Linked DNA regions of Homo sapiens: region 1 is linked to region 2. Evidence: read pairs that join two places in POLR2A ChIA-PET (ENCODE). Cell type or tissue: MCF 10A. All regions are shown on one strand.

The links. Peaks named below come from ENCODE experiments on the same cell type or tissue, not always from the same donor. Only the 100,000 strongest peaks of a DNase experiment are listed, where the experiment ranks them.
Region 1: POLR2A ChIA-PET joins it to region 2 with 11 read pairs; 6 of 35 experiments call an interaction of 5 or more read pairs at or near these places.

What each region holds. Positions count from the first base shown.
Region 1 is chr5:132,293,003-132,298,002 of GRCh38, forward strand. It overlaps SLC22A4 (solute carrier family 22 member 4), which reads left to right and starts at 1,392. Exons shown (of 10, transcript NM_003059.3): 1 at 1,392-2,007. The coding sequence starts at 1,615. RefSeq lists enhancers at 365-983, 800-849 and silencers at 1,080-1,439, 1,510-1,559. In MCF 10A, a CTCF peak has its summit at 914; DNase peaks (open chromatin) are centred at 319, 759, 1,269, 2,339 and 1 weaker place.
Region 2 is chr5:132,423,848-132,428,847 of GRCh38, forward strand. All of the region lies in intron 2 of CARINH (colitis associated IRF1 antisense regulator of intestinal homeostasis), which reads left to right. It overlaps LINC02863 (long intergenic non-protein coding RNA 2863), which reads right to left and starts at 2,863. Exons shown (of 2, transcript NR_186381.1): 1 at 2,435-2,863; 2 at 1-1,765. RefSeq lists enhancers at 1,289-1,408, 2,019-2,238, 2,589-2,788, 3,491-4,077, 4,078-4,662 and silencers at 3,709-3,778, 3,809-3,888, 4,199-4,298. In MCF 10A, a CTCF peak has its summit at 3,150 (motif pointing right); DNase peaks (open chromatin) are centred at 1,944, 2,864 and 3,754.

The sequences.
Region 1 (5,000 bases), 130 kb before region 2:
TAATAGGCATAAATCAGAGCTGTCCTAGCACATCAGGATGTATAGTCTTATTACAGGTAGGAAACTGAGGTTCCAAGGGGGTGGGAAGTCCTCCTAAGAGGAGGGGTCAGACTGGAAGCTACACAAAAAGAGGCAGAAATGTCCCTCCGCCTCTTAATCGGAGCCTGGGGAAACAAACACACTCGTGCAAAATCTCCAAAGAGGTGAGCTCTTCACCCTGTCAATTTTATCTGCCTCGTGAACCCCAGGGCTCAGGCTCCAGGCCCGGGCTAGCTCACACAACAGCAGAAGGGCCTTAGGTCTGGGCACTGAGCCAAAAAAAGGGAGGCTGTGGTCCCTGCTTTGGTTACCCTGCCGGGTCTGAGCGCCAAATCGGATCTCCTACTTCTCTCTCCCTCCCTCCCTCTGTTCCTGGACTGGGGGCAGGCCCTTCTGCTAACAGAAAGCCTTCCAGTCGGAGAAAGCTCTGACAGCCTGCCGCGATAAAGGGCCCTGGGGGCGTGAGGAGAGCAAGGGGCTCAAAATCAGAACCCAGCGTGACGACAGTGCCTCCATGACTGTGCTCCCGCAATGCGCAGGCTCCATGTCCTGGCGCCCGCCCGCCCATGGACCCGGCGGGGGCTTCCAGGCTGGGCTCAGCCATTACGCCGGCGTGCGGGGGAGGAAACTCGCCTCCCGGGCACTCGGTTGTCTCCTGCCCCCGCCCCTCCCTCCGATCCGGGCCCATCTCTGACGTAGTGTGACCTTGCTCATCCCTTCCAGGCTGTGGGCCTGTTTTCCCTGTGCAAGATGAGGGTCCTGGCTGTCCTGAGGACGCTGTCCGGGCGCCGCCAGGGGTGACCGAATTCAGCTCTGCTAGGACTGTTGGGAAATGAGCTCCCTGTCGGCGTGTGCCAGCCGCCTGCGCGAGGCGCCACAGGAGAGGGCGCGCTCCTGTCGCTCTGCCGCCCCCAGAAGTTTCCCGGGAACCGACTCCACTGACTCGCCCCTCCGCGCCCCACGCGTGGCAGCCTAAGCTCAGCCTCCAGATTGGAGGAGACCGCGGAGGGAACCCTGCTGGGGTCTGGGCCCGGGGCCACGCGGCCCGAGCAGATCGAGGGCCGACCCCTCCGAGAACTCGCTCTCTGGCCTCGGCTCCTCCCTTGCGCCCGCCCTCCCACGTGGGGCCCAGGTCTGGGAATCAGCGCTCGGGGGTGGCTGGGGACAACCGAGAACGAGCTTCTTCCCCGGCACGCGGGCGGAATGGCTGAGCCCAGCCTGGAAGCCCCCGTCAGGTCCTTGGGGGCGGGCGGGCGCGCGAAGCACAGGGCGGAGACAGCCGGGAGCCCAGCCTCCCGGGCTGGGCCGCCCTCCCCTTCCCCGCGCCCGGCCGGGGATGGGGGTGTGGTCCCAAGTGTACAGTGGCATCAAGCTCAGCGCGAGCTCCCGGGAACGCTCCAACGCCTTCAGCCTGTTTCCCAGGAACGGTCCCCGGCTTCGCGCCCCAATTTCTAACAGCCTGCCTGTCCCCCGGGAACGTTCTAACATCCTTGGGGAGCGCCCCAGCTACAAGACACTGTCCTGAGAACGCTGTCATCACCCGTAGTTGCAAGTTTCGGAGCGGCAGTGGGAAGCATGCGGGACTACGACGAGGTGATCGCCTTCCTGGGCGAGTGGGGGCCCTTCCAGCGCCTCATCTTCTTCCTGCTCAGCGCCAGCATCATCCCCAATGGCTTCAATGGTATGTCAGTCGTGTTCCTGGCGGGGACCCCGGAGCACCGCTGTCGAGTGCCGGACGCCGCGAACCTGAGCAGCGCCTGGCGCAACAACAGTGTCCCGCTGCGGCTGCGGGACGGCCGCGAGGTGCCCCACAGCTGCAGCCGCTACCGGCTCGCCACCATCGCCAACTTCTCGGCGCTCGGGCTGGAGCCGGGGCGCGACGTGGACCTGGGGCAGCTGGAGCAGGAGAGCTGCCTGGATGGCTGGGAGTTCAGCCAGGACGTCTACCTGTCCACCGTCGTGACCGAGGTGGGTGCCAGGCCGAGACCGTTGACCCGGGAGTGCCTGACCCTCCCTCTGCGTCAGCCCCCCTTGAGACTCCCTGCGCAGTGCCCGGGTCAGCGCTCCCCTCCCCCTCAAACCTGCTGTTCATACTTCCAGCAGCGGGTGTGCACCCCAAGAAAGAATAGGACTCACGCGAGGCGCATTCCTGGGTCGTTTCTGTCCAATAAGGAGGTGATGGAGAAAGGAGTTTGTCACCAACTGTCTTTTCATTTCCGATTTTCACAACAAATGAAGTTTCCTAAGAACCTAGATGTTGCGTTGGGGGAAGCGCAGCCCCAGGCTACCCAGACGCACTGCCTGAGTCACCTTCCTGCCAGGCATGGGAGGAGGGGTGTGAGGGACCTTGTTACTGGGCAGGGCGGGGCCAAATCTTGTCTGTTCCCTGGCCACAGACTTCTGGAGGCATCAGGAGGTGTACTGCCGTACCATATACTTGTGAGGTTTGGGGTCCTTTCCTGAGGCCCCAGTTTCTCTAAGACAGCAGATGGCCTCCTGAGGCTCATTGGGTGCAAGGAAGCACAGAAGGCGAAACCCCAGCTGGAAGCCCTGGCCCTCAGGGACCTCTCTGAGCACAGGGTGAGTTGGCAGGCAGGGGCTGTAGCCCCTCAGCACCCTGCGTGGTTAGTGGCAGGTTTTCTAAGTTCCAGGAATGAGGATGCACACACACTTCTCCCGCTTTTGCTGCTTCACATCTGGTAAGGACCTGGGTCAGGATACACCTTTCTTCTGAGGAGAGCATCCTCATGGAGCTGTTGCCTGCTATTGGTCAGGCAGGTAGGATTTCCCTGCTGCTAGTCCCTCCTCTGCCTCATGCTCCTCCCAAGAAAAACCTGAGTGGCCTCTGCTAGTCCCTTATCCCTTTCCCTCAGCACGGTATAGCGGTCATCAGACATTGTGTCTGGCCTTGTGCTGAGCACTAAGGTGTGGACATCTGGTGTGTGGAGCCTACCCTCAGATGCCCATGGGGCACACTGGCTGTGTTACTGAGAAGGCTAACATTAACCCTGGTTAGCAATAGGGTTCTGGAACCCAAATTCAAGTCCTGCCTTGCTTGCTATGTGACCTGGGATAAATAAATCACCCTCTCTGTGGGACAATAGGTGGAGGAAATACTCCAAGAAGGGGTGATATGATTTTAGCTGATTCTGAAAATGTGAGCAAGACCTGTCTAGGCAAGAGTATGGGAAATTCAGGTAATGGAATTCTCATATATCGGAGTGGCTGGAACTCAAGGGATGACAGATATGACAAATGAGACTAGAAATGGCCACAAGGGCTAGTTCATAGTGGCCTTCTATGTATACTGAGGAGCTGACTTTATTCGGAGGACAGTGAGAAAATAGTAAGCATTCTAAGGCCAGGTTCGTGCTTTTGGAAAGAGCTCACTCTAGCTGCTATGATAAACAAGAAGACCAGTGAGGAAGTTTTGAAACTCTCCTCTGCAAGAGAATGGTGGCCAGCCAGGCGTGGTGGTTGTCGAATCTGTGGCACCTGTGGGAAGTGGGCTCAGCCCAGGGACTGCCTTTGGATCCCCCAGCATTGGCACCATACCTACCCTGGGCCCTAAGGTGGCCATGCTTCTCTGGATTTGCTTCCCTAGCAGGGGCTCTAGTGCTTGCCCACTCCCTGCCCACAGCATGGCCTGGGAGCAGCTGAGACTGGGGGCCAGCTCATCCCGCGTCGATTCCTGGAAGTGTTATCAGTGCCTGTTATGGAGGCTGGACCCATGAGTGGCAGCCTTCCCTGGCAGCTGGGCTGACCTGTCTGCTTTTCCATTGCTCGCTGGTTTTGTTCACTGTAGGGCGTGAGGGGTGAGTAGCTGCTGGCCTCCAAGTCCATAGCTACTCATGTTGTACGCTGTTCACAGGGACCTCTAAGGATGTACATCATCACACATTCACACACATGCACCAGGATTTGCTTTTTTTGGCAGCTTTTCCCTTCCTGGCTTCCTTTTTGAGTGGTGGAAGTAAAATAAAAAGCAACTAGGGGCTGGGCACAGTGGCTCACGCCTGTAATCCCAGTACTTTGAGAGGCTGAGGCGGGCAGATTACTTGAGGTCAGGAGTTTGAGACCAGCCTGGCCAACATGGTGAAACCCCGTCTCTACTAAAAATACAAAAATTAGCTGGGAGTGGTGGTGCACCCCTGTAGTCCCAGCTACTCGGGAGGCTAAGGCAGGAGAATCACTTCAACCTGGGAGGCGGAGGTTGCAGTGAGCTGAGATCACACCACAGCACTCCAGCCTGGGTGACAGAGCCAGACTGTGTCTCAAAACAAACAAACAAACAACAACAACAACAAAAAACTGGGCTCTGGTGGTTGGGAGGAGGAGGGAAGGAAGCAAGTACCAGGGTAAGCAGGATGGATGGATGGCTCTCCCCCAGAGGGGCGGCAGCACACAGAGTTCTGGAGTCAGACTCAGTAGAGGGCCAGTTTTGACTCCACTGCCAACCACCTGGCTGACTCCAGGCAGGTTACATCACTGATGAAAGCCTCAGTTTCCTTGTCTATAAATTGGGGGTACAAGCGATGAAAAGAGGCTCAACATCACTAATCACTAGGGAAATGCAAATGAAAATCATAAGGAGGTACCACTTTGTACCCTTAAAAATAGTTACTACAAAAAGAAAAAAAAAACACCCAGAAATCCACTTTGGGAGGCCGAGGCAGGAGGATTGCTAGGGGGCAGGAGTTCAAGACAGCACTGGGCAACATAGTAAGACCCCATCTCTACAAAAAATAAATAAAAAATTAGCCAGGCATGAGGGCATGTGACTGTAGTTCCAGCTTCTCAGGAGGCTGGGGCAGGAGGATCACTTGAGCCCAAGAGTTTGAGGTTGCAGTGAGCTATGACCATATCTCTGCACTCCAGCCTGGGTGACAGGGCAAGACCCCACCTCTAAAAAAGTGTTGTTGTTGTTTTTAAACACAGAAAATAACAAGTGTTAGTGAGGA
Region 2 (5,000 bases):
ACCCAGTATCCTCCTATATCATCCCTTTTCTGGCTGAACTAACCACTGTTCATTCTGTTGTCTACAACTATGAACCCTGCCTAATACAGAGCTTTGGAGGAGGAGGAGAGTGCCAACCAGCTTTATAAGGAAATTAAATATGTTTTTAAGGTTGGAAAAGATGCACTTGGATATTATACTAAAACGTTTAAACTTTGGTAGAAAGGGCTCCACCTTGGCCATGCAAAGGGGCCTTTGTCATCACTGTTTCCTCCCCTAGGAGCCAGGAGGCTGGGGTCAGTCTCCTCCTTACCTGCCAGCCAGGGGCCTAAGCTGGTCACCCTTGCTTGACCTTCGTGGTCTCACCTGTATAATTCAGTTAGTTATATTATTCCTGCCTGAAGGGAAAGAGGAATGACTTATTGAGGGTCATTTCTATGTTGGAGGTCTCTGATGTTGCGAATAAGTTCCACAGAAGGTTCTTGGGGGTTAGGACTCTTCCCTGAATTATGTCTGGGCGGGGCAGGGGGTGATTTATGTTTATTTTATGCATCCTCCCCACTTTTTTTTTTTTGCTTTCAAAACACTTTTACCTCTGTCCTTGATCTCTGTAAAAGGGCTCTGTATGTTACAGTGGTTAAGAGCATGGAAAAACAGATGTGGTACTGAGTGCCAGGTCCACCTTTGCTAAGTTTGTCACTTTGGGCATGTCCCCTAACCAGCCTGTTCCACAGTTTCCTCATCTGAGAATGGGTATGAAAATAGTAGCTACTGCAAAGGGTGCTGTGAGAATAAATATGATAATGCACCCAACACAATTCCTGACCCAGAGTACAGCCTCCCTGAAGGTCAGCTGTAATGATTGTGATATGTAATGATTCCCACCCAACAGGCAGGAGAGCCTAGACCATGGAGGCTAGGTGACTTGCCTATGGTCACCTGATAAAGCCAGAGATAGAAGCCAGGGCTCATGGAGTCCCAGGCCAGTGGTCTTTCCCCAGGATTCCTGTTGTTTTTTAGGAGGAAATGTTAATATAGACAGTTCTGTCTGTGTCTAACCCCTTAGTAGCTGGTTCTGGCTTTTGTAGGGGATTGGGGGACAGGACTTCCTCAGCACACAAGACCCTCAATCCTAGGCATTAGCCCCTCTGGGTGGGGCATTTGTGGGAGCAGGGGACATGGCATGACTCCCTCTTTGTTCTGTGAGAGGCAGAGGGGGTTAGGAGTGCTGTGCTCCCAGGACTCTCCTCCTCCCACCGCCACCTGCTGCCTGCCAGATCCTGTAGTCCTTCCTGGGGAATCATCACAGAGGCCTCCAGGAACCTGGAGTGGGGAGGGAGCAGGACAGGCAGGTCCTCCCTCCTGTGGCAGGACTCTGTGGCTCAGGCCTGGGAACTGAGTGTGGGAGGAGGTATGGTCTCCCTAAATAGTTGCTCCCAGCGGGCCATTTGGAAAGAGAAACAGACTTTTGCGCTAGGGGGCAGGGGCATAGATACCCTCTGCAGCTGCCCTGGTCACCTTGTTGCCTGAAGACTGTTCCCAGTGGTCTTAGATACAGAGTGGTGGCCCTTGCTCCTGTCAGAGTAGGTTTAAAGACCACACAGGTAGATTTCTCCCAGAAACAACACCACTTAGAATTTTCCTTCAGGGAGCATAGCACAGGGGAGATGTCCACACACAGTCATACCTGTGTTTGAATCCCAGCTCTGCCTTTTTGCTTGTGGGTGGTCGAGTTGGGAGTGTGCTTGAGAAATTATTCAGCCTCTTCAACTCTCAGTTTCTACCTCTATAAAACGGGAACAAGAATACTTACCTCAAAGATTTGTGGTATGAATTAAACAAAATAACCTGTTTGAACTGCTTAACATGTGTGTGCACGTGGTAGCCCGTGGTAGCTATTTTTATCATCATCATCATCGTTAAGCATGTCAGTGGCCTCTACCAGTCTGTGGGTGGAAGCAGCTTTCATGTGTGGCTCAGCCTCATGGAGGCTGTGCATTTGCTGTGACTCAGGATTCTAGAATGACTGAGCCAAAGATCTCAAACTTCTCTTTGCTATATTGTTATTTGCAGTCACACTCACACACTCAGTTATCCAGGGTGAATAATTAAGTTTCTGTTGATGTAGGTTGCCATGCTGTTTATTTCCCTGTTTCTCTTCTGTTTAGTTCAGCGTCCTTCAAAGAAGACAATAGTTAAGTAGCTAAACTATATTGAGGGCTTAGTATACTAAAAGTGTTACATAAATTAGCCCCTTTCATTCACATAACCAGATTTAGAAACAGAGTTTCAATAATGCCTAAGACTACACTGCTACCGTGCAGCAGACCCAGCAGACCCGGGCTTCACATGTCTCATTCCAGAGCCCACACTGGCCTCTGTACTACCCGCTTTTAAACAGGACAGTGGTTGAATTTGGTGACCTTGAGAGATCAGGTAGTCTGGTCTTTCTTACCTCCTTTCCAGGCTGAGCTGAACATCACAGAGGGGAATATCTGTGATTTTCTTGAGAAACTTTACAGCGAAAGCTGCTGGCTCTGCCCTTGGTAGCCATTTTTATGGTCTGGAGGGACAGTGGCTTCTTCCTAGAGCCACTTTGCAGTGTTCCCTTGAGGCCAGCTGTCCATCCTCGAGAGCAGTTAGGAGGTCCATGTTGAGAGTGTGCTCAGTCCTTAGTTGGAAACCTGGAAACGCAGACCATGAGGGTGGTGTCCCACTGGCACATGGCAGGTGGGGCCTTCTGCCACCCTGGCTGTGTGTGTGGCGTCCAGTGCGAGTGGTAGCCAGACATCATGCCCACCTGCCCTCGAGCTGCTTGCCTGCAGCTGGCTCCTTACTCACAGATCTGCATCCATCCGGCGCTGGGGAGCAGAGGAAGTGGTCTGTGGGCCAGCTGAATTGCCCAAGGAGCTGAGTCACTGGCTGATTTCGGCCTGCCCTGCAGTCCCTGGGGTGACTATGGTGATAGGGGAGAGAAATCTGCTTATCTAGGGGCCTTGAAGCCTGAGAACTCAGACACTCCAGGAGGGTCCTTCATGCCACAGCATTTACTGAGCACCTACTGTGTGCCTAGAGAGGTCATGCGAGAGACCTCAGCATGGGAGTGTGTGTTGGGCTGCCTGGAGCCCGGGTGGCTGGTGGCCACCAGGGAGCTCCACTGCCTTAGAAGGATCTGAGGCTGGCAGAGGGGCCAGGTTGGTGTGCTGCTGTTTATCTGAGCAGATTCCATGACAACCAGGAGATAAATGCCTGAGGTCAAGCAAACCCTGAAACAAGATTAGGTGTCTGGGTAGGGTGGGACCTATACTGTGATTTGGAGACCCTTAAGTGACCAGTATCTTCTGGGTGACTATTTAGCATGCTTAATTAATTTGTTAATTAACTAATGCCCCATCCTACTCCAGAAAGGATTGAAAGTGACTCAATTCAGCAGGTCTTTTAGAGGGAGGAAGGCATCCTGAGTTTGCTGTGAGTGAAAAGCTAGGGTTTATTCAGGCCCCGAGAGGGTCATTTACCAGCTGCCAGCCCAGCTCCACACTCCTAGGGCTGGCTCCCATGAAAGCACAGCCTTTGCTGCCAAAGCTGGTTTGCAGCGTTGCTGGGATCGCCTCCTGGTCTCTTTGCAACAAGTGGCCCCGACACCTTCCTGCTTTGATGCAAATCATGTGACTTAAGAGAAGCAACCTGACCTCAATTACCAGGTGCAAACATCAGTCACTGAGAGTAAGCAGGAGGCCTCCAGTGTCCCTGGTTGTTTTAGCCTCCAGCATTAAATATTAAGAGTGAACTGTTCAGGGTGTGATAAAGGCTGTGTCTCACAGTTTATGATTTCCAGTAAACCAGAGGGCTTAAAGGAAGGGCCAGGGACAGGTGAGAGATTCCAGACCTGGCCCTCTGCTGAGCTGGTAGAGCAATTTCTGCAGGAATGGGAGGGGCAGGGAGTGAGTCCACAGCTAGTAAAGATTTGCCCTGTTCTGTGGCACAGCTAGAGAGCTGCATTGTCTGCCCAGCAGGCCCCAGAAAGTGAGGCCAGTTTCTGCTCCCAGCCAGGCAGCTGCATGCACTCTCAGCATAGGGATATGGGAAAAAGAAGAAGTGTGATGTGTCCTCACCGTGCTGGCCACTGTGCCTGCCTCCTGCTGGGTGCCAGGCCAGCCAGGAGCCCTGGGCACATTCCTCTATCAGTGTAGGCAATGGGCAGCTCCAACTGCTCTCACAGAAAGCTAGAGGAACATTTCGGTATTCAGAGCCTTCAGACACATGGGCTGGGGTTGCTCAGCATCTGGCCTCCATGGGGAAGTCCAGGCCACAAGGAAGCTGCAAGCAGGCAGCATATCCCACTTAGGCCTAGGAAGGGAACTGAGGTCCCCCTCCCACCCTGCAATGTCATAAGGAGACTCAGCCCTTTCTGAGTTTCTCTAGAGCACCTAATCTGATAGCAGTGATAGAAGCCATACATCAAATTAACTCAGCATGCAGTAACAGTGGCATGCATTCATTTAACAAGTATTTAATGAACACTTGACTCTCTGCCACACACTGTACTAGATGCTGGGCATACAGTAGTGAACAGACAAGGTCCCTACTCAAATGGAGCTACAGCATAATGGTGGAGATAGAAAGAAAACACAGAAATAAAACATTGGTGCTAGCAGTAAGTGCTCTCTAACAAATTAAAATAGACTGAAGTGTAATCAAGTGACTGAGTGACTGCTTTGGATTGGGTAGTCAAGGATAGCCTCTGAGGAAGTGGCATTTCAGGGGATACCTGAAAGAAAAGACTAGAAAAGAGCAGGTGAAAGAGCAGACTCTGTCCTGTCTGCTGTAGGCGCAGGAGAGCCAGAGTGACAGGAGGAGAGGAAGAATGTTCTAGAACATATAGCTTGGTTAACTTGCTTTGGTGTTTGTGACACTTTCTTGCTTATTTTCTGAATTACGCGCTAAACCTTCATTCAGTAAAGTTTTATTGCATGCCCTCTGAGTGCCAGGAATTTTGCCGGATGGCATTAAAATCAAGATGA